Linked DNA regions of Mus musculus: regions 2, 3 and 4 are each linked to region 1. The links are chromatin loops, found by intact Hi-C in ENCODE. Cell type or tissue: left cerebral cortex. All regions are shown on one strand.

Evidence for each region. Hi-C counts contacts between places; a loop is a spot of excess contacts. Peaks named below come from ENCODE experiments on the same cell type or tissue, not always from the same donor. Only the 100,000 strongest peaks of a DNase experiment are listed, where the experiment ranks them.
Region 2: a loop joins it to region 1, with 2.3 times the contacts of the local background. A loop is called at or near these places in 7 of 42 quality-filtered maps.
Region 3: a loop joins it to region 1, with 4 times the contacts of the local background. A loop is called at or near these places in 6 of 42 quality-filtered maps.
Region 4: a loop joins it to region 1, with 5 times the contacts of the local background. A loop is called at or near these places in 20 of 42 quality-filtered maps.

What each region holds. Positions count from the first base shown.
Region 1 is chr19:57,064,495-57,069,494 of GRCm38, reverse strand. Ablim1 (actin-binding LIM protein 1) reads left to right here. Exons shown (of 26, transcript NM_178688.4): 11 at 558-635; 12 at 1,249-1,404. Among named protein-coding and RNA genes, the nearest start is that of Afap1l2, 58 kb to the right of the region's middle. In left cerebral cortex, a CTCF peak has its summit at 2,997 (motif pointing left); a DNase peak (open chromatin) is centred at 2,971; H3K27ac peaks cover 324 bases.
Region 2 is chr19:57,113,321-57,118,320 of GRCm38, reverse strand. The region is part of intron 6 of Ablim1 (actin-binding LIM protein 1); the gene reads left to right. Among named protein-coding and RNA genes, the nearest start is that of Ablim1, 100 kb to the left of the region's middle. In left cerebral cortex, CTCF peaks have their summits at 978 and 2,274; DNase peaks (open chromatin) are centred at 2,192 and 3,177; H3K4me3 peaks cover 1,622 bases; H3K27ac peaks cover 3,220 bases.
Region 3 is chr19:57,641,364-57,646,363 of GRCm38, reverse strand. Atrnl1 (attractin like 1) reads right to left here. Exons shown (of 29, transcript NM_181415.4): 5 at 3,736-3,944. Among named protein-coding and RNA genes, the nearest start is that of Atrnl1, 33 kb to the right of the region's middle. In left cerebral cortex, a CTCF peak has its summit at 3,108 (motif pointing right); DNase peaks (open chromatin) are centred at 2,276 and 3,199.
Region 4 is chr19:57,326,315-57,331,314 of GRCm38, reverse strand. All of the region lies in intron 1 of B230217O12Rik (RIKEN cDNA B230217O12 gene), which reads left to right. Gm50270 (a long non-coding RNA gene) reads right to left here. Exons shown (of 3, transcript XR_003952853.1): 2 at 3,013-3,160; 3 at 91-1,102. Among named protein-coding and RNA genes, the nearest start is that of Gm50270, 5.2 kb to the right of the region's middle. In left cerebral cortex, CTCF peaks have their summits at 854 (motif pointing left) and 2,230 (motif pointing right); DNase peaks (open chromatin) are centred at 2,261 and 3,405.

The DNA of each region.
Region 1 (5,000 bases):
GGACACAAGGCCTGCTCTTGAGAGGGCAGGTGATAAATGACAAGGAAGAAGGAGACTGGGACCTGATACTGAGGCCCCAGCAGCTGTGATTTCACACTAAATTGGCCACCGAGGCAAAATCAGCACTGTGACAAGGAACCAGGTTCCACAAAGGTTTCTCTCTTGAAATAATCCCCATGGTGCCAAGAGGACAGAAGGAGGGCAGAGGTGAGCAGGAAGCCCGTGAGAGGCAAGGAAAGCCCAGGGTGTGCTCTGCTGTGGTTCTGAAGACTAGAGCTGGTGACTGGAGCTGGGACACTGGGCTGACATGGAGCTGGACTGAAACGCACAGCTTCAAGATATGCTCTAGTTTCAAGCCCAAGGTTCTGTAAGCGACAAGGAAGTGAAAGGGCCATGAAAGCCACCTGGACATTTCAGGCCCTTTCCTTCAAGGGTATACCTCCTGTCCTACGCCATGCTCACGGGTCTCTCCTTTCTTAGCTGGTTGAGTTTTCCATGAGGCTTGGGTGCCTGGGCTGTTCAGAAGTCTGACAGGCCACTCGCTGTTTATTTTGCAGCCCACCAGGACCTCCTCTGAAAGTATCTATTCTAGACCAGGCTCCAGCATCCCTGGTTCACCAGGCCATACTATCTATGTAAGTATCACTTCCAGAAGGGACACTTGGGGGAGCAGGTGGGTCTGGGATTAGAACCATCGGATGGAGAAGCCAAGAAAGGAAGCTGATCCCCTGGGATCCTGTTAGAAGATCCCAAAGGTGCAGTCACATGGTATAGATAGAGCTTAAAAGCTTGTTGCACCTAACATGTGTGCAGATATTTGGGGGATTAACTGCCCATTTTATAATGCTGCTGCTGATGTTATTAAATTCTGCCACAAAGATATTTACATATTTAGTTTATTCAATATACAGTACTTATATTTAGCTATCTGAAAAGATTTATTGACCATCTCTTTGAGTTTTTTCTCTGTGTTGAGAAACTATTCTGAAGGTTGAAATATTTCTTTATTCACTAAATTCTATACACGCCCATTCTAAGCCATTGATGATATTTTATTTTTAAGCGTGATTAATAGACGCGTTGATTAATAGGGGCATTGATCCTTCCTAAAGGATGTGACATCACGCAGCAAGGCGTTTGGCTTGGTTTAAGAATCCCATTTTAAGCAAGGCCGTAAATGGCACTGAGGATAATTTCTCGACAAACTGAAATAGAGGATTAACTTTTCTCGCTGTTTAACTCTGCCAGGCAAAAGTAGACAATGAAATCCTGGATTACAAGGATTTAGCAGCCATCCCCAAGGTCAAGGCGATCTATGACATCGAGCGTCCAGATCTCATTACCTATGAGCCTTTCTACACATCAGGCTATGAGGACAAGCAGGAGAGACAGAGCCTTGGAGAGGTAATGGATTCCCAGGGATTGCAAACAATATGGCCATCCAGTGTCCCGTTTCACTCACCTCTAATAAGAACCACTGTTTGGGACTAAGCTATGTCAGACTTTGCCGACACTCTGAAGGGCTCTGTACCTGGTGATGTGAGGGACTCAGAACCTATCCCATGACCTCCTAAACGAGGGTACAGAGAGGTAAGAAATTAGCCGTTTGGGCCTGAGGTTGCATGCGTGTGCGTGCGTGCGTGCGTGCGTGCGTGCGTGTGTGTGTGTGTGTTGGGGGCAGGTTGTTAAGGGAAGGAGGTCATACATAGGGTATCTTGGACTTCAGATAACTTGGAAGTACATTTCTAGGGATCATGAGATGTAAGACCTCACCCTTAAATTTAAGCAGCTTCAGTTTCTGACATGTTAATGGAGGATGAATGGAGGGGAAGGCGGTATGGCTGAGCAGATAGCTGGGGTTCCTTGAATGGATTACTGGGTTTCAACCGAAGGTGTTAGCACATGCTGGTTTCGATTGTCATGTGACAGTCACCGTGATCCCAGTCCCTTCATCGGGAAAATAGGGTAATGACAATCAGCTCCTTGGAGATGCTTATATGGATTCAAGAAACTGAAGAGCAACGAGGAGGGGCAGACTTGCACATGCTCAGTGAGGAGGGGCAAACTTGCACATGCTCAGTGAGGAGGGGCAAACTTGCACATGCTCAGTGTGGCTGTGGCCCCTGCTGTGGCCCTGTCTACGGCTCACTACAGCTCAGTGTGCAGGCCTGACCCTCTGCTGGGCCAGAGTTTCTCAGCCTAGAGGGCTCTCTCCCCTGTGCTAGCTCCTAGGGTTAGAGGTTACCTACTGCCACCTCGCACCCTGACCATACGCTGTTTCCCTCAGCTCCTTCAATTTATTCTAATTTTCTCACTTACCATTTTGTTTGTTTGGTTGGTTGGTTGGGTTTTCAAGGCGAGGTTTCTCTGTGTGCTTTTGTTGTCCTATAACTGGCTTTGTAGACCAGGCTGGCCTCGAACTCATGGGGATATGCCTGCTGGGATTAGAGGTGTGTGCCATACACCCAGCCCCTTTATTTATTTTCATTGTTATTACAGCTTGACCCTGGAGACTGACAGACCATGCTTTCTCACTGCACGCCCTTTCTGTCTTATTCATTATTTAAGTTGGAGTCATCTGTAACCTGATTGGACTCCATTCAGAGAAATATTATCAAGTAGTGGACTTAACTGGGCCCTCCAGCCAAGGCCAGAGAAGATTGTAGACTGTAGCATCCCACGGTGCCTAGACTTGCATAAGACGAACCAAACACTTGAGGCACATATGTCATGCTAGACTTTGGGATACAGCAGGAGCTTGGAAAATCCTGTCTCAACACCGCTCCCTCAAAAGGCATGAAAATGTGATGCTGGCTTTGATTTGTTCCCAGTTATGCACACTAGTATTTATTGTTTTATAGCAATTTTGTGTATTTATAATTATTCCTCTTCTTGCTGATTCCCAATCTGGGTTTTATTCTAGAACACAGCCTGCATTAAGGTCCCCAGTCTGGCAAGGGACTTGCATTTTTCCCATAGTGCCATCTGGTGGTTTGCTTGCTGCACTGCATCTACAGACGGTTAATTGTCCTGGGCTGTTAGCTACCACTGGATTTCAGAATTTCAGAGGTCAGGGTAACTTTCTGAACAAAGTACATAAAGACTGGCCTTCGAGTCATTGCTCAGGTGTCTTTTTTAAAGTTCAAGACATATATGCAAAAGGGAAATGTTGGCTTTTCGTGGTTTTAAAGGTGCATGTGTGCTGTGTGTACTTTCTTGGGTGGTGTGTGTGTGTGTCTATTATTATTGTTGTGTGTTATTGTTTTGTATTCTTCCAGTACCTTCCTCTGGAGTAGCAAAATATCAAGCAGAAATTTGGCTTGGAAATGAAGTTTAGGTCACTTAAAATCTGACTGCGCCACCTACCTACTAACTCAGGACTTGGAAAGTAAATGTGCCAGTTTGTCTATAAGGAATGAGATCATTAGATTAGACCAATATCTGACATCCAACAAAAATGCTAACATCCCACCTCTTCTCACAGTCCACTGGTATGTGCCAGCGTAGTCGTGGCCTGTGGCTTTCTTTGTTCATAGAGGATGCCCCTTTGGGACAGAAATTAGATACATTAATAAACTTCCTTTGAATGCATGTATCTTGTCACCAAATAAACACTACAAGCTATTCTATTACTACTTCTATCAGTTATGACACTTATTTTGTAGAACCATGAGTTATTTTAAAGACACGGAAGGGATGGGGAGGTAGCTCAGCCGGTGAAGTGCTTGTCACAAAACCTGAAGACTAAGGTCAATTCCCAGAACACAGTTCCCAGTTTGGCAGCATGTTCCTGCCATGTTGGTGCTGGGTGGTGGAAACAGAAGGATTCCTGGGGTCTGCTGTCCAGCAAGTGTGACCTAGTGAGCTGCAGGTCTATCAAGAACGGTCTCAAAAAAATAAATTAATTGAAAGAGACGCTTGACATTGACCTCTGGCCTACTCATACGCACTTGCATGGGTGTATACACTTACATACTCACATGCATGCATGTACACACACATGCACACATGTATACACACAAGTCATACACACATTCATGCATGTACACACACTCACATATGCACGCATGTATATACACACAAGTCACACACATGCATGTATATACTCAGACACTCACACACATGCATGTGTACACACAAGTCATGCGCATGCATGCATGTATACACTCAGATACTCAAACACATACATGTATGTATACACACAAGTCATACACAACATTCATGCACACATGTATAGACACAAGTCACACACACACACACATACACGCATGCATGTATACACAGAGACACACACATAATACTTTAAAGTAAACTTAAAATTTGATATAATTATTGGCATATTTGGAAAGTATATGAGTGGATGGATCAAGCTAACCATTGGCAAGGTCATGCCTAGCTTCTTCTCTCTAGGAAGGCCATCCTTACCCATCAAAGCTTTGAGCCCTAGCGATAGGCTATAGCTCCTGAGGACCATAAGGAAGCTTGGTGAGTAAGGTAGTCTGTCAGCTTACTAATAACATAGGAGAGGACAAATCCTAAAAGCAAGAGGTGCTCCCTCTGAAATCCTCTTTATAGTGCTAGTTAAAGGCCTTTTGGATTCAATTGTAAACATTTCACTCACTACAAAACTCACTCGACTCTTGTCACTGGGAACACGTGGTTGTAGACAGTCAAGCTGGAGCCAGTCAGCAAAGAAGCAGATATGCACTGAAATGTTAGGGAAGTTAGGGTAGCAAGGGGAAGTGTGAATGGGAGGTCATGAGAGGTGTGAAGGAAAGTGTGAACAGGGGGTCATAGGAGGTGGAAAGGAAAGTGTAAATGGGGGTGGGGTGTCATGGGAGGTGGGAAGGAAAGTGTGAATGGGGACTCATGGGTGGTGTGAAGGAAAGTATGAATGAGGGGTCATAGAAGATGTGAAGTAAAGTGTGAATGGGGGTCACAGGAGGTGTGAAGGAAAGTGTGAACAGGGGGTCATAAGAGGTAGGAAGGAAAGTGTAAAT
Region 2 (5,000 bases), 49 kb before region 1:
CACACTTGCTTTTGGGTTTGAGAGCTTTGAGGAATTTGCTTCTGGGAAGAAGAGAGGTTTTCAGAGTCACAGTTAGGAGGAGCTGGTATTGAAGATGAGATGAACTCTTTCTCTATTCATTACTGTAATGTGTGAATATTTTTCTTTAATAAGATCCTCATGACTATAAGTGAAGATTAATATGTTTGGATAGTACTCCTTTTTTCCATAGGTTTTTATTTTTACCTTATGTGTGTGCCTTGGTGGTGTTTTTGTGTATGTGCTTCTGTCTGAGAGTGTCGGGTCCCCTGGAACTGGTGTGAGTTACCATGTGGGTACAGGGAACTGACTGAACCCTGGTCCTCTAGAAGAGCAGCCCCTGCTCTAACCATTGAGCCACCTCTCCAGCCCTTGGACAAGACTCTTATTTGTTTCAGCTACAGCTTGAAAGAGCCCTCACGTGTGACCGCTCACCACGTGAGTGGGGTCCAGTCTTAGGAAAAATAGTTGTCCTAAGAGCCCAGCCGTTCTTGCAGTTTTATCGGAAAGTTTATTGTATTTTGTATGGACCTTTCAAAGTTTGTTGTGGTAGCTCTGAAGATGATTTTTTAGATGAGAAAGTTGTTACCCAGACTGTGGTGGAAGTAGATGAGAGCGGTGGTTGGTAGATTTGGAGGAAATCTGAGCCGGGCTCCCTGTGGCTGCCGAGGAGTGTTAAGAGGATGTGAAGTTATTTAGATTATCCAAACAGGTTCTGACAGGTAAATGAAAAAAAAAAACCTAATTAAAATATAATTGTTGCCATTCTGTAACGGATCAAAAGGCTGGCTGGGTCTCAGGTGCTTCCAGTGGCTGATTTTGCCAGGCTTCTAGGCACGAATTACTTTTAAGCAGGTGTGGTGCCAGACCTCTTGTGGAGCTGTGAATGGAAGTTGTGAGGAGATGTTTTAAGTGGGGTTGCTTAAGCGTTTTCATGGGTCAGTGAGTTTAACCCTGTATCAGCGGTTCATCTACCAGCCACAGGGAATGCTGCACCAGGGCCACAAAGGGCTTCCTCTGCAGCGATTGCAGCTTATCTGGAAGACCAGGCAGACAGAGCCACAGGGGTTTTGTAATCTGCTGAGCCCTTCAGAACAGGGTTTTCAGCCTTTGCACTGCTGACATTTTGGATGGAGTCATGCTTTGTGGCTGGGGACTGTCCTGAAGGATGTTGAACATCAGGTTTCGCCTGCACTTGCCCGGTGACAGTGGTACCTCCCTCCCCAGCCACAACCTCAAATGCCTCCAGACTTTGGCAGAGCCTCCAGTGTGTGTGTAGGGGGAGGGGGGAGAGTGGCCCGCACCTGAAGGAGTTCTGCAGAGTCCCAGGAAAGGAATCAGACTAGCATTTTAGCCTTATCATTTAGGTTGTTGTCTGACCTTTATCTGAGGGCACATCTGTTGGGATGGGGGTGGGGTGGTATATGCCTCCTTCTCTTTGCCCTCAAAGGCCATCTGGTATTTGTCCCTGATGTGGTTTGTATAGTCAGGCATCTATATCTTGAGTGCATCCGGGAACTTCAATTTAAAATGAAAAAGAAACTCTCACAGTGAGTGGAATCACCCACAGCCTTTTTATTCTGCAGATAAAGGTGTTTTGATATGTGGGTATTGGGTGTGTCCACGCAAACCCAGGTCTTTCGTTTGTTTGTCCAGTTTGGGTGGGTGGTTTGTTGTTTTTGTACTTCTGGAAAATGAAGGTTTTTTAAACCCCGAACCTCCCCCAGATGCCCCACTCCCATATCAGGGGGTCTCAAACTCTAGAGTTTGGAGAGGGAATGGACCCTTACTGCTTTGTCAGGGAACTACTGTTCACAGTCTTTTTTCTACCTCACAGGTAACACGGAAGTCAGTGGCTGGAAGGTTTTTTGTCCATTGATTTGTCTCTTCTACCAACAGCGCATGGTACTGTTTGTTCCGTCCAAAAGATAAATACATATGAAACTACGTCTGCCTCGTTATAGCTATTTCTGGACAGCCCCATACCCCAGCAGTAGCTGTAAATTTCTTAGCTGTATACTCAGAGTCTCTTAGAAGTGGCGTTGGCCACGTTTTACAGTGTTTCTCCAAAGAGCAAGGTGCGGCTGTGATTTCCATGAGCAGCTGACCAGTCTAGAAAGCCTTACTGCTCTATCAGGAAGCTGGGAGAGGGAACTGGGCCGCCTTGGTTTGCTGGAATCCATCTTTAGTGATATGGCTGGATGGGGCCGTGGCATTATTATCAGAGTTCTGTTTCTGACTGAAAAATAAATGTATTTACCTCCACCTGGAGGCACCAGCGAGTTATGTGCACAAGTGTGGCATTTTTCCCGTGTGCTCCTAGAAACAACATTTCCTCCTTACTAAAGCCCAGCTTCTCGCTGCTCCCTAGATCTCAGGTCCACAGTGCAGAGAGCTTCAGTGTTTGAGGTCATTTGCTCTCCGTTGCACTCAGCAGTTGATGACCCTTGGAAAGGTCATCCAGGAGCTTGGCCTGCAGGAAGAGAGGCTCAGAAGGCTCTGATGGGGCAGGAAAAGGCAGGAGTGAAATCTTGGTCACTTATTATAAGAGTCACAGCCAAAAACACTCCCGTAACAAAACCTACAGCAAATGTATTTAGGTAAAGTTTTATATGGCACAGACAGTTTTAAAATGGATACCCAAAGACTTTAGGGAAACTCCATTTTTATGCTTTGCTGGGGTGGAGAATGGACAGCTGTGTGACAGGGCAAACTCATGTGACCTAACGAAAGGAGACAGAGGACCTGACTGGTCAGGAGCTACTGGCTTGGAGCATCAATTCCCCCTGGGGTAGGGCAGGACTCCTCTGACCAGAGAGGAATCACCTCTAGAATGTCTTTCTGGCCAGCTCCCACACAGACAAGTGGGGTAGGTCCGAGCATTATCTCAAGGTTTTATGGTGGGCTTTGGCCAAGAGAAGAAAAGTCTAGTTTCTGTGATTTGCTCTGTGAGAGGAAGAGTCCTAAGATGAGGGTGGGGGGTGGGGAAGGTCAGCGGGTGTGTCTTCCCAGGCCTTCCCAGCTCTTGGATGTTAACCTTCTCAGTGCCAAAAGCGTGCCTTGAGCGATTGCTCCAGAACTCTTATCTGCTAGCTGTGTCTACAGGTCTGCACTGTGTATTTTTTTTTTCAAAAGGATATATCTTGTGTGCCGCTGTGGGCAGGTGTTCCGTTTAAAGGTTGACAGGCAGGCACTTTGAAGAATGCAGAGGAAGTGTGGGTCTGTGCATTACAGAATTTGGAAGGGAAGAAAGCTTATAAATTCTTATTCATGAGATCCAGAAAGTCAATCTCTGCTGGTTTTGAAAGTCCCACAGGCTACACTGCCTCTGGCTTCAGTAAGACCATGGGAACCCCAAAGGACCTGAGGCAAAGGAAAGTCCTTGCATCCCCTGAGAAGGCTGTCATCCTGAGAAATCTTGCCATTACACATGAGCAGACCCCTCTCCTCGCTCCTTCTCACATGGCTTGGTGTGGGGTCTCAAGACTGAGACGGGGTCACGACCTGGCTGCAGGATTCTCACCATCTGAGGCAGTTACTGCGATGTGGACTGTGCTGGTGACCTGAACTCAGAACTTTCCTGGGATATGCAAGGAATAAAGGTTGTAGTGAGAGATAAAGAAAATGGAGAGCATTTTAGGCTCTTGCTTCAGTTCGCAGACTGAGCCCATGCCCTGAGAATGTGTGACTCCACAGAGCTGGCCTATGTCACTCACTATAGCTGTGTCAACCAGGGACATTGAGTTTTGTCACAGAGATTCCCAGGATGAAACAAACACCTGGTTTGGGGATATGGGTGGGACTTACAGTCTCTGTGTGTGTGTGTGTGTCTTTGTGTGTATTTCAGGGAGTATTAGTCATCTGTAGATACATAAATAGTCTTCAGGAGTCTTCATGACCAGGAAAGACAGGTATTACCATGATGTAAACATAGAGAAAAATTCACACATCAGATGCCTAAACAAGCAAGAGGAAAAATTAGAAGTTTTGACAAAAGAAATGATCTCTAAGTCTCAGAAGTGATACAGGCAGTTGTTTGTCATCTTTATGCATAGGTGACGGCACTGCACGCAGAAGGCAAAACTCAAAACTAGTAGAAGATTGTGGTTACATCACTCAACCGCAAGGACTCAACCGCAAGGACTCTGGGTCTCGCACTTCAGAGTTGACTTAGGGACTGGAGCGATGGCTCAGGGGTTGACAGCATTCGCTGCTTTTCCAGAGGTCCCAGGTTTAGTTTCTAACACCCATATGAGGTGGTCACAACTGCCTGTAACTACAGCTCCCAAGGACCAGTGCTCTCTCCAGGCCTTCATGGACACGGGGACACACACACACACAGAGACAGAGAGAGAGAGAGACAGACAGAGAGGCACAGAGAAGTTTTTTAAAAATATTTTTAAAAAGCAACTTCAAGCTCGGCAGTGGTGGTGCACACCTTTAATCCCAACACTTGGGAGGCAGAGGCAGGCGGATTTCTGAGTTCAAGGCCAACCTGGTCTACAGAGTGAGTTCCAGGACAGTCAGGGCTACACAGAGAAACCTTGTTTCGAAAAACCAAAAAAAAAAAAAAAAAAGAATTAAACTAGTTTCAAACTATTGAAGCTAGAAGATTGATTTTTATTTCTTGGGCTTCCAATCTGTCTCTGCCTGAAGCCAGAAAGGCTCAGAGCAGCCCCAGGAGAGGGACCGCAGTGAAGGCACGCACGCGCACACACACACACACACACACACACACACACACACACACACACACACACACACACACACACACACACACACACACACACACACACACACACACACACACACACACACACACACACACACACACACACACACACACACACACACACACACACACACACACACACACACACACACACACACACACTGGTGCCTTTATCCTTCACCGCACCTGCAGAGATATTGGCAAGCACAGGATTGTGGTCTCTCCACACAGCTGGTTCGAGTCCTGGCCA
Region 3 (5,000 bases), 580 kb before region 1:
GACCTATTTCTGATCATTACAGCCACCAAGGCTATATACACAGACATTTAAAATAATAAAGTAGAACGGAAAGCATCCTGGTTAACATTTATTCTAGGCACAAAAAAAAAAAAAACCAAACTACCAATTTTATTAGTCTGGTCTCGTGTTCACAGAATACCTAAACAGTATGTCTAATCTTCAAGTATTATTCACAAATGCAAATTTTATAGGTTAATAAAATGCATTAAGCTTGGTTACAAAAAGAGATGATTAAATCAAGAGCTATTATCAAGTATCTACTTACTAAAAAAGGAAATGTCACTATAGCGTTAGTCCTTAGGAAACTATTTCAGAGCAGGGAGACGGCTCAGTTGTTAAATGGCTGCTGAGCCAGCATGAGGCTCCACGTTAGGATCACCAGCATCCACCCCAAAGCTGACAGTGATGGCACACATCCACAGTAACCCAGCACTGAGGGAAAGGGACAAGTGGATCCTTGGGAGTTCCAAGTCTAGCCTACTTATGAGCTCCAGTTCAGGAAGAGAGCTCCCCTCGCCCACCGCAACGAATAAAGTACATAGCAATCTCAGAAGACACCCAGGGTCAGCCTCTTGCCCTCCACACATAGACATGCACATACCATATGCGCACATGCATACACCACATACAAACAGAATCGTACGAATGAATACATTTTAATACTTTATAGAGTTGTCATCCTAGGACCCAGACAAATGTCAATGTATCTTTCTAAAGAAGATGAAATTAATAACTAGACAGGTTAGTTGACTTACCGAAAATAAGCCTGTGAGCTGGGATGATTTCTTAATAAATTGAAGTGACTATAAGAATCATCCACTCTAAGAATCAGCACATTACAGGCTGAATGCTTGTTTGGGTTTACCAAAATTGCTAGATATAAGCCCTAAACCCTAATGTGATGGATGAGAAAGTGTGCGAGATGCACACGCATGTGTTCTTGCCATAGCTCTGACAGAGGAAAACACAGCAAGAAGGCAACCAAGATAACCCTCCCCAGAACCTGGTTTTTCTCATTTCTAATCTAAGACCTCCAACCTCCAGAAGCACTAATGGGCGGTGGGTGTTTTGGTTACTAGAGCTGTCGGCATCGGCCAGAGAAATATCAGAGTGAGCTAGTTTGTATATGTACACATGGCACTCCTTTGCACATCCCACTGACCATGGTATCCACACTGGCTGTAAGGTTAGACTAGAAATACAGTATGTAGCTGCCAGATCTAAAACTCAGTGAGCTCTGTTTGCAAAAAGGAATTCATCAATGCTGGAAAGACACTGGTCTCTTCCAAACAGCACCACAACTTCCCTTCTGCTCAATCAAGTTTTAAATACTTATGTTGCTCTAACAAAAGCCCAAGGATTCAGAAAGTCACATAAAGGAAAAAACTGAAAGCCACTTGGATTGAGGCAGTTGCTATAGCATATTGCCACATCTTGGAGGCCCCTGAGAAACTGATTATTCTTTACACGTGAACATAAAGTAAATTTTTTATGTTTTGATTTTTATTTAGTTTTAAAATATCTTCTTTATCCAATTATTACAGATAAACTTAAGAGATAAACGTTTTCCAAAACACCTTTTTCCTAATGTGATTTAATATTTGAAAAATTCTATACATTCAAGGGTCTATGATAGATCACCAAAAGTTTGAGGCCAGCCTGAGCTACATTGTGAATCCTGTTCCAAAAGATACATAAAATTAAAAGAAATGATATTACATTAAAAATACCTGAAGGAACCGAGAGGTCCTAATGAATCAACAGAGAAACTGCAGTACATCCACACAATGAACATTGCTCATTCTACAAATAAATGGGCTGCAAGTCACTGGAGCACAGGAGAGAAACTTTAACACAGAATGCCAAGTAAAAGAAGGTACCCCTTAACCCTACATGCTACATAGTTTCTGCTACAGTCACCCATCACAGAACAATGTTGCCATCAACAACAGACCACATATGTACAACATGGTATCAATGATTGTATCACTTAAGGAGAGCACACCCATCTTCACTTGTGCACTACTAAACCGCATAAACTTCTCAGAATACACCAAGAGTGCCATAGAGACTCCATATCACATTCAGAAGAGCCAAAACTACGGAGACAGAAGAAGGTCACTGGCTGCTGACAGCTGAGGGAAGGACCTATGACGAGGCGGAGTACAGGGTGTGAGAAACGCTTCTGCGCTATACTGTAAGGTGGGTGGATGCCATGGTACCTTTAACCAATACAACTCTAATATAAACCATGACTTTAGGTAGCAGTGATCTATTGATGTAGGTTCGCCAGTTTTAACAGGCACACCATTCATTCTGGCAAATGTTGTTAGGGAGAGCTATGCTAATGTGGGGGAAGGCTTTCTGTATCTTTTGCTCAGCTCTGTTATGCTGAGTCACAGAACTAGATGAGTCTCGTGTGGAAAGCACTGTATATAAGCCATATTTGACTTCTCTAGCTGAACTTTAAATGCCATTTATCTACAACTATCACTATGGAAAATGAAAAGATTTTAGTTTAAAATTTTAAGTTGGAAAAAGCCTCAAAGCACTTTCTGAGGACACAAAATTGGCAAGTGATTAACTAACTTAAAATACACAGCCCCACTACTAATAAACACTTGAGAATTTACACTTGTCATAACCATAAATAATATATTATCAATAATAAAAGCCCTTTTGCAGGAAATCACTGCTATAGTGTGCCTGTGTGGTTCTTAGGTCAGCGAGAACTGCTCCAACTGCTGTCGTGTGTTTAATACGCCTCTGGATTATGTAATGTGTGCATCAAAGTTCCCTCTGTCAAAAAGTACTATATTAGCACAAAGATGCTTCTCTGCAAACGGAACCAGCAAATTAGACCTGAAGAGATGATTCCAGATAACTATACGTATCCTTTAGTTTGTCTCCACAATGAGAAATATATGACTTAATATGCTTAAGAAACCCAAAACTCTTCAATGTGTTTTAAAGCTAATCTTTAATGACAGACAGAAGATTTTAGAATTCTTTTCAAGGAATCTGACTTTTACAGCAAGCAGCTAAACTTTTATTTATTGAAATAGTCTCTGTCCTTTTTTTAAAATAGCCACAAGGGGTCAGTCTTTCCTAAGAAAAACATTTTAAGCACTCCTATAACTGTAAAACTGAATTTACTTTTTGCAGTACAGTATGTTACCAATTATGAGGTAAATTTGAAGACACCACAGAGTAAGTCTGGTGACGTCATCCAGGCTCTGAGGAGTCAACAAAAAGAGTACAGAGGATTATAACGATCACATGCCTCCAATTTTAAGTTTAACCTGTAACTTCACTTAATCTCTAAAACAGCATGTAGACAGGTCTTTCCCAACTTTATTTATGAAAATGCAGATGCTAAGAACTTAACTGTTAACCTAAACATACCATCCCCAGCCCCCGCAAAAAAGCCAAAAAACAAAAACACCTGAGTATTGGGTGTGCAAACTAAATCAATGCGTGTAGCATTGCACCCACCATCTCCACGTGGCCACTAGCCACCCTCAGCCGCCCACATGCCAACCCCACGCCATCCCCGGCCAACCCCGCACCATCCCCAGCCATCCCCGCATCATCCCCGGCCAACCCCACGCCATTCCCGGCCAACCCCGCATCATCCCCGGCCAAACCCGTACCATCCCGGCCATCCCCGCGCCAACCCCGCACCAACCCCATGCCATCCCAGCGCCGCCTTACCTTGCCAACTATCGTTGCAGACACAGAGTTTCTCTCCTGTTAGGTCACAGTAGCCATGATCTGGACTCCCACAATTGGCTTTACAGTAAGGAATGTCACATGCTTCCCCTTTCCAGTATTTGTCGCATTCACAATACACTTGACTTGCAACAGAGACACTGGTTGTACACTTTCCATGACCAGAGCAGTTGTTAGGACAGGAATTGATCCTGCAAAACATAATTCGCGGGCTCAGATACCATTCGTATATTGCCTGCCTCGGCCTCCCAGGTCCCAGCTGTCATTCCATCTCCTCCACGCCTCTCAGCTCACTGTTACTTATGCTGCGCGTCTTAGTTCATTCACAAGATGTCTTCTGCTAACAAAACTCTGATTTCAAGGGCTCCCCTCAACGTCTGAAGCACCTGCACAATTCCAAGTGTGATGTTTTGGTTTCTTTTTGTTTGTTTGTTTTGTTTTTTTGTTTTTTGGGTTTTTTTTGTTTGTTTTTTTTTTGTTTTTTGTTTTTTTTTTTTGTTTTTCGGTTTTTCGAGACAGGGTTTCTCTGTATAGCCCTGGCTGTCCTGGAACTCACTGTGTAGACCAAGCTGGCCTCAAACTCAGAAATCCACCTGCCTCTGCCTCCCGAGTGCTGGGATTAAAGGTGTGCCCCACCACGCCCGGCTCCAAGCGTGATGTTTATAGAGACGTAAATAAATATTCTGAATAGATATGTTAAGGAGAGATATTTTGAACTCCTAAAACTTAAGAGAACCAAGAACTTACTTAGTTCTAGCACCTTAAGACACAGGCCACCACTTACACAGTCACAGAAGACATGTTTTAATGCCCGTGACTGCCTCTATTCTGCTATACATATACTTCCAATGTGTACACATCTGGATACATTATATGTAGTATGACGAGATCCCATAATAAACCACTGATTCAGAAGTATTTCAAATACTTTATTCCTGAAGAAAAATTTTCCCATTAGCAATTTCTATCTTCTTAAAGAAAAGAAAAAAATGACAAATGACTCCTGTGGCTATGTCTCTAGAAGCATCTGAGAGCACCTCTCATTACTTTACCCCTGGACTTCTAGATATAAAAGGGTTTTAATGAAATCAAATGTGGTAAGGGACTAGAGAGATGGTTCAGTGGTTAAGAGCAATGGCTATTCTTCTAGGGTACACAGGTTCAATATCCAGCACCCACATAGAGGCTTACAACTGTCTGTAACTCCAGTTCTGGGGGTGCAATATCTTCTTTTGGCCTCTACAAAC
Region 4 (5,000 bases), 260 kb before region 1:
AAACTTAATGTTGTGCTATACAAGCCATGCATCTACTAAAACACTCTAAAAACACATACATAGAGTTTTTTTAAAAAAGACACACACACATTTTGAAAGTACGCCAAACTCAATATAGTTCTCATTTTTCCATCTATCATTAAACAGATTTAAATCCACATGGGGTCCAACTCTCACCAGTCATAGAACTTTCTATATTTCTCTGTATTTCTAGGGGTAGCATGCACTTCTTCCACGATGCTGTGAATGGGGTCTCTTTTCTTTGTATTTTTGAACAGATTATGTGATGTGGCTATTGTTTTTATATGCTTTTGGGGGATTTATCTTGTACTCTGCTAGTCCACTGGGGCATTGCTAGAAATAACTCAGATATTTTGTCGAAGTGTCTGTAAATCCCATGCTTTCCTCTCTATCTTCAAATAGCAACAATGAACGACTAACTATGGGACCTGGTGAGATGAAGATCTTACGTTTAGTGGGTTAAGACATCTGCTGTCAAACCTGCCTGGGACCCACATAGTGGAAGGAGAAAAAAGATTCTTACAGATGCAGGTTGTCTGTCGTCTGACCTCCACACATGCCCTGTGACATCCCCACACACAGACACATGCACATGTGCACACGATAAATAAATAAGTAAGTAAATAAATAAATAAATAAATAAATAAATGTGACTGAACAACAACATGACTCCAGGGGTGACAGAGATGGCTCAGTGGTTAAGAGCACTGGCTGCTCGTCCAGAGGACCTGGGTTTGATTCCCAATATCCACCTGATTGCTCACTGCTGCCTGTGACTCTAGTTTCAAGGGATCTGACACCCTCTTCTGGCCTCCAGAGGTATCAGGTAAGTGGTATAGATCGTGCAGGCAAATGCCCGGACACGTAAAACAAAAATAAATTTAAAGAACCCCCTAAAACCAAACACCTGTGATCCTACTTAACGTAGAGGAGAAATCCGTGTGCAGATAGATGGTCACCCGGCGAGGGAGCGGCCGTGGTCATGAAGTTGGTGTTCTCAGGCGAGGCTCATCACGGTATCCCGATGTGCTGACCACTGCATTTCCCCCAAATCTGGGAGGCTCATAGCTTGCACTTTCCCCTGACATACAAAAGGAGAGAAAAGTTGTTCCTATCAGTGTGGGGGGTTTTGTTTTTTTTTTTTGTTTGTTTGTTTTTGTTTTTTTGTTTTTTTTTGGTTTTGAGGCAGGGTTTCTCTGTGTAGCCCTGGCTGTCCTGGAACTCACTTTGTAGACCAGGCTGGCCTCGAACTCAGAAATCCGCCTGCCTCTGCCTCCCGAGTGCTGGGATTAAAGGTGTGCGACACTATGCCCGGCCAGTGTGAGATTTTACAGGCACTCAAAACTGTTATTATAAATGACTTCATGCTAGAGTTCAAAATACATGCCTAATCTTATCATGTTTACACATAAATAGTACAGAATGGCAGAAACAGGATCCTGATTGTATATTGCATCCACACCTACCTCCCATTAAAGAGTCTTTTATCCTTTTCTCCTTCCTCCCTCCCTTCCTCCTTCCGTCTCTCCTTCCTTCCTCCCTATTTCCTACCCCTCCTTTCCTCTCTCTCTCCCACCCTCTCTTCCTCCGTCCCTCCCTCTCTCCCTCCCTCCTTCCCTCCATTCTTCCTTCCTTTCTTCGAGGCAGGGTATCACTATATATTGCTGACCTGGAATTTGAACCCACGGAAAAGTCCTGCCTCTGTCTCCCAAGTGCTGGGATCAGTGTGATGCACGGGTACACCCAGCATTAAAATTATCATGCTTATTATTATCACAGAACCCTATCTTTGTACAAAGCTAAAGACCGAAACACCCCTAACAGATGAAATCTAAGCAACTCATCCACCCATCACTGGATTCCAAAGAAGAATAAATATAATTTTTCTTACTTACTTTTTAAAGTATAGTTAACTTTGAGTCTCAGTAGGATAGCTTTCAGATTTTTATCAAAAACTAACGTCACCATCATCTGATTCCTTATCATGAGTAGTCCTAACAGAGTGTGCCTTACTGTTCCAAACACCGGGCTCAGTCCCAGCCCATATCCAGTGCTGTGAACCAATGAAGAATTAGAATCTATGAATATGAGTTTACAAGGTAGCACCTTTAGGTGTTTAGGTTCACAGTTATTTTAATGTGTGCTGATTCATAAGCTGTAAAATGCAACACAAGTCAAAATATTTATTTGAGGTGCAGATGTTACACTAGGTGGCGCTATTTGGCAGCGTGAAACCTGTGTTGATTCCCGAAAATAAGGTTTTCTTTGTTTCGGTATTCTATGAGGCAGGGTCTCTCTACTTAGCCCTACTGATTTGAAACTCGCTGTGTCGAACAGCCAGCTCTCAAAGTTGAGTCATTTCCCCTTCCTTTGTGTCTTGAGCGTTGGAATTACCGGCGTGAGCCGCCACATTCTGCTAGATAATGGTTCCGTTATACTTTGCCATACTTTACAGTTATTCCGAAGGTACACAAAGCAATTCAGTTATTTGTGATTTTAAAGTAATAGGCTTTTAACTTAAAAATAGGGGTCGACAGAAGACTGCAAGTGGAAAACCCACCTGTGATTCTACGTTGCGATATCTTTTGAGCTTTATATCTCTATGGTGCAGGAACCTCACAGAGAGGCAAGTCCCATGCCAGACCTTGACCTTCCACTCCCATGATGCTCATCGAAATGGGACTCATAATCTCACTGAGCTGTAGGTATTTGTGGTTTTCTCAGTTTTGACTCTTCTTCCTCCTCCAGGTTCTATTCTTTTCATATTATTGTTTTACGTAGCGTGTGCGCACGCACGCACGCACATAATTGTAATTTGTTTGTGTTTACCTACCCTTCTCTTCTGTCCCTTCCTGCCTTCCCTCACTGGCCAGCTCTCCCCCAGAACAGTTACCCTTCCTCTTCTATGTCATAGCTATAGATACTGATGTAGACTCAACAATAAGAAAACATTGCAACATTTTGTCTTTCCCCATAATCCTCTCTTCCCACCTTTTCCTCCATTCACTTTGGCCTCTCTTCTATAGTCAGCACCTCCAAGCACACACACGATTCTTCTTATGTGGAAAGTTGAGACGTCTGCTTTTCCAAGTCTGGCTTATTTCTCTTAACATGATGGTCTTCAGTTCCATCCATTTTTCTGGAAAAAAAAATCACACACTTCATCTGTCATCACAGCTGAATAAACACTCTACTGTGTATAAATGCCACTTATTTATTTATTTATTTATTTATTTATTTATTTTTGCCCACCATCTGTTGATAGGCATCTAGGCTGGTTCCTTCCTTAGCTGTTGTGAATAATTCAGCAATCAACACCCACACACAAGTATCTCCCTGCTCTGCCAACTAGGCTACTTTTAGTTTGCTGAGAAACCCCCACACCTTTGAGAAACCATGCTGTACCAGTCAGTCTATATTCCCTTCAGCATAAATAAAGGCCACTCCCACTCCCTCCCCACATCCTTGCCACAGTTTGTTGGCATTTGCTTTTCTGCTGACTGAGGTGAGATGAAATCTCAATACAGTTTTAAGTTGCATTTTCTTGACAGTTAAAAATGAACATTTCTCCTCCACTTCTCTTTCTCCTCCTTTCCAAGACAGGGTTTCTCTGTGTTGTCCTGAAACTCATTCTGTAAACCAGGCTGGCCTTGAACCCAGAGATCTGCCCTATTCTGCCTCCTGAGTGCTGAGGTTAAAGGTGTGCACTGCCACGCCTGGCTGAACATCTTCAAGTATTTATTGGACAATTTGGCTGTTCCATAATTCAGAACTGACCCTTGCTGCTGTCTCCAGCAATGTGCAGGATGCCAGATTCAATCTCCCTGTCTGCATCTCCTGCTCCTCTCTGCAACTGCATTGTCCTGAACCCTGTACCGATGAGGACTGACAGCTAATTGTGCACACCTCTTTCCAAGTCCAGGTTCAATAGGCTCAGTAGCCTGGAATCAGGTGAGGGGAGGGTGTTTATGCCACGGAAATCAGCTGATGCTTCAAACAGGAGTCTCTCTTCCTAAGAGCCACTTGTTAACTGTTTGCCTGCACTTGGAGAGATGGTGGCTGCCATCTTGTCTTCACAGCTTCTCTCCCATCCCAGTTTCTCTTGTCTCAGACTTTGTTTTTTATTAGCATTCTCCTGGACTCAGTTCTGGGTCTCTCTCCTCCCTTTCAAACATTAGCTAGCTTCAAGAACAGTCTTACTAATTCCCACGTATTTAAATGAAAACATTATCAGGAGTACCACATTCAGATAGGTGTTTCTTTCTCCATACCCTCTCTTGTGACCCCTCCCCCATTACCCTCTCTTGTGACCCCTCCCCCATTACCCTCTCTTGTGACCCCTTCCCCATTGCCCTCTCTTGTGACCCCTCCCCCATTACCCTCTCTTGTGACCCCTCCCCCATTACCCTCTCTTGTGACCCCTCCCTCTATTCAGACTCCTTCATCACTCAGCTGCAGACCTTTAATATCAAACCATGAATATGAATTTGTGTCTCACGGACGGACAGACAGACAACACAAACGCATGGCCAGAGCAGAGTCTCAGACTTGACTGCACAATGTTTTCTCTTTCCTCTTTTCCATCCCACTGGACGCGAGAACCATACACTCTTCTGGTTGAAGCCAGAACCCAGAGAGTCAGCGGACCTTCTTAACTCTCATCAAATCAACAAACCCTGCCCCAACTCTACCTCCCAACTGTTTTTGACTTCGCACGTGTGCACGCATGTGTGTGTGTGTGTGTGTGTGTGTGTGTGAGAGAGAGAGACAGACAGACAGACAGAGACAGAGAGATAGTGAGAGAAAGAGAGAGGGGGAGAGAGAGACAGAGAGAGGGAGAAAGAGACAGAGAGAGGGAGAGAGAAAGAGACAGAGAGAGGGAGAGAGAGAAGAGAGAGAGAGGGAGAGCGAGAAGGACCTCCAGACAGTTATGTGCTTCCAGCTAAATCTTCCTTCAGTCTGTACCCTCTCTGTTCTGA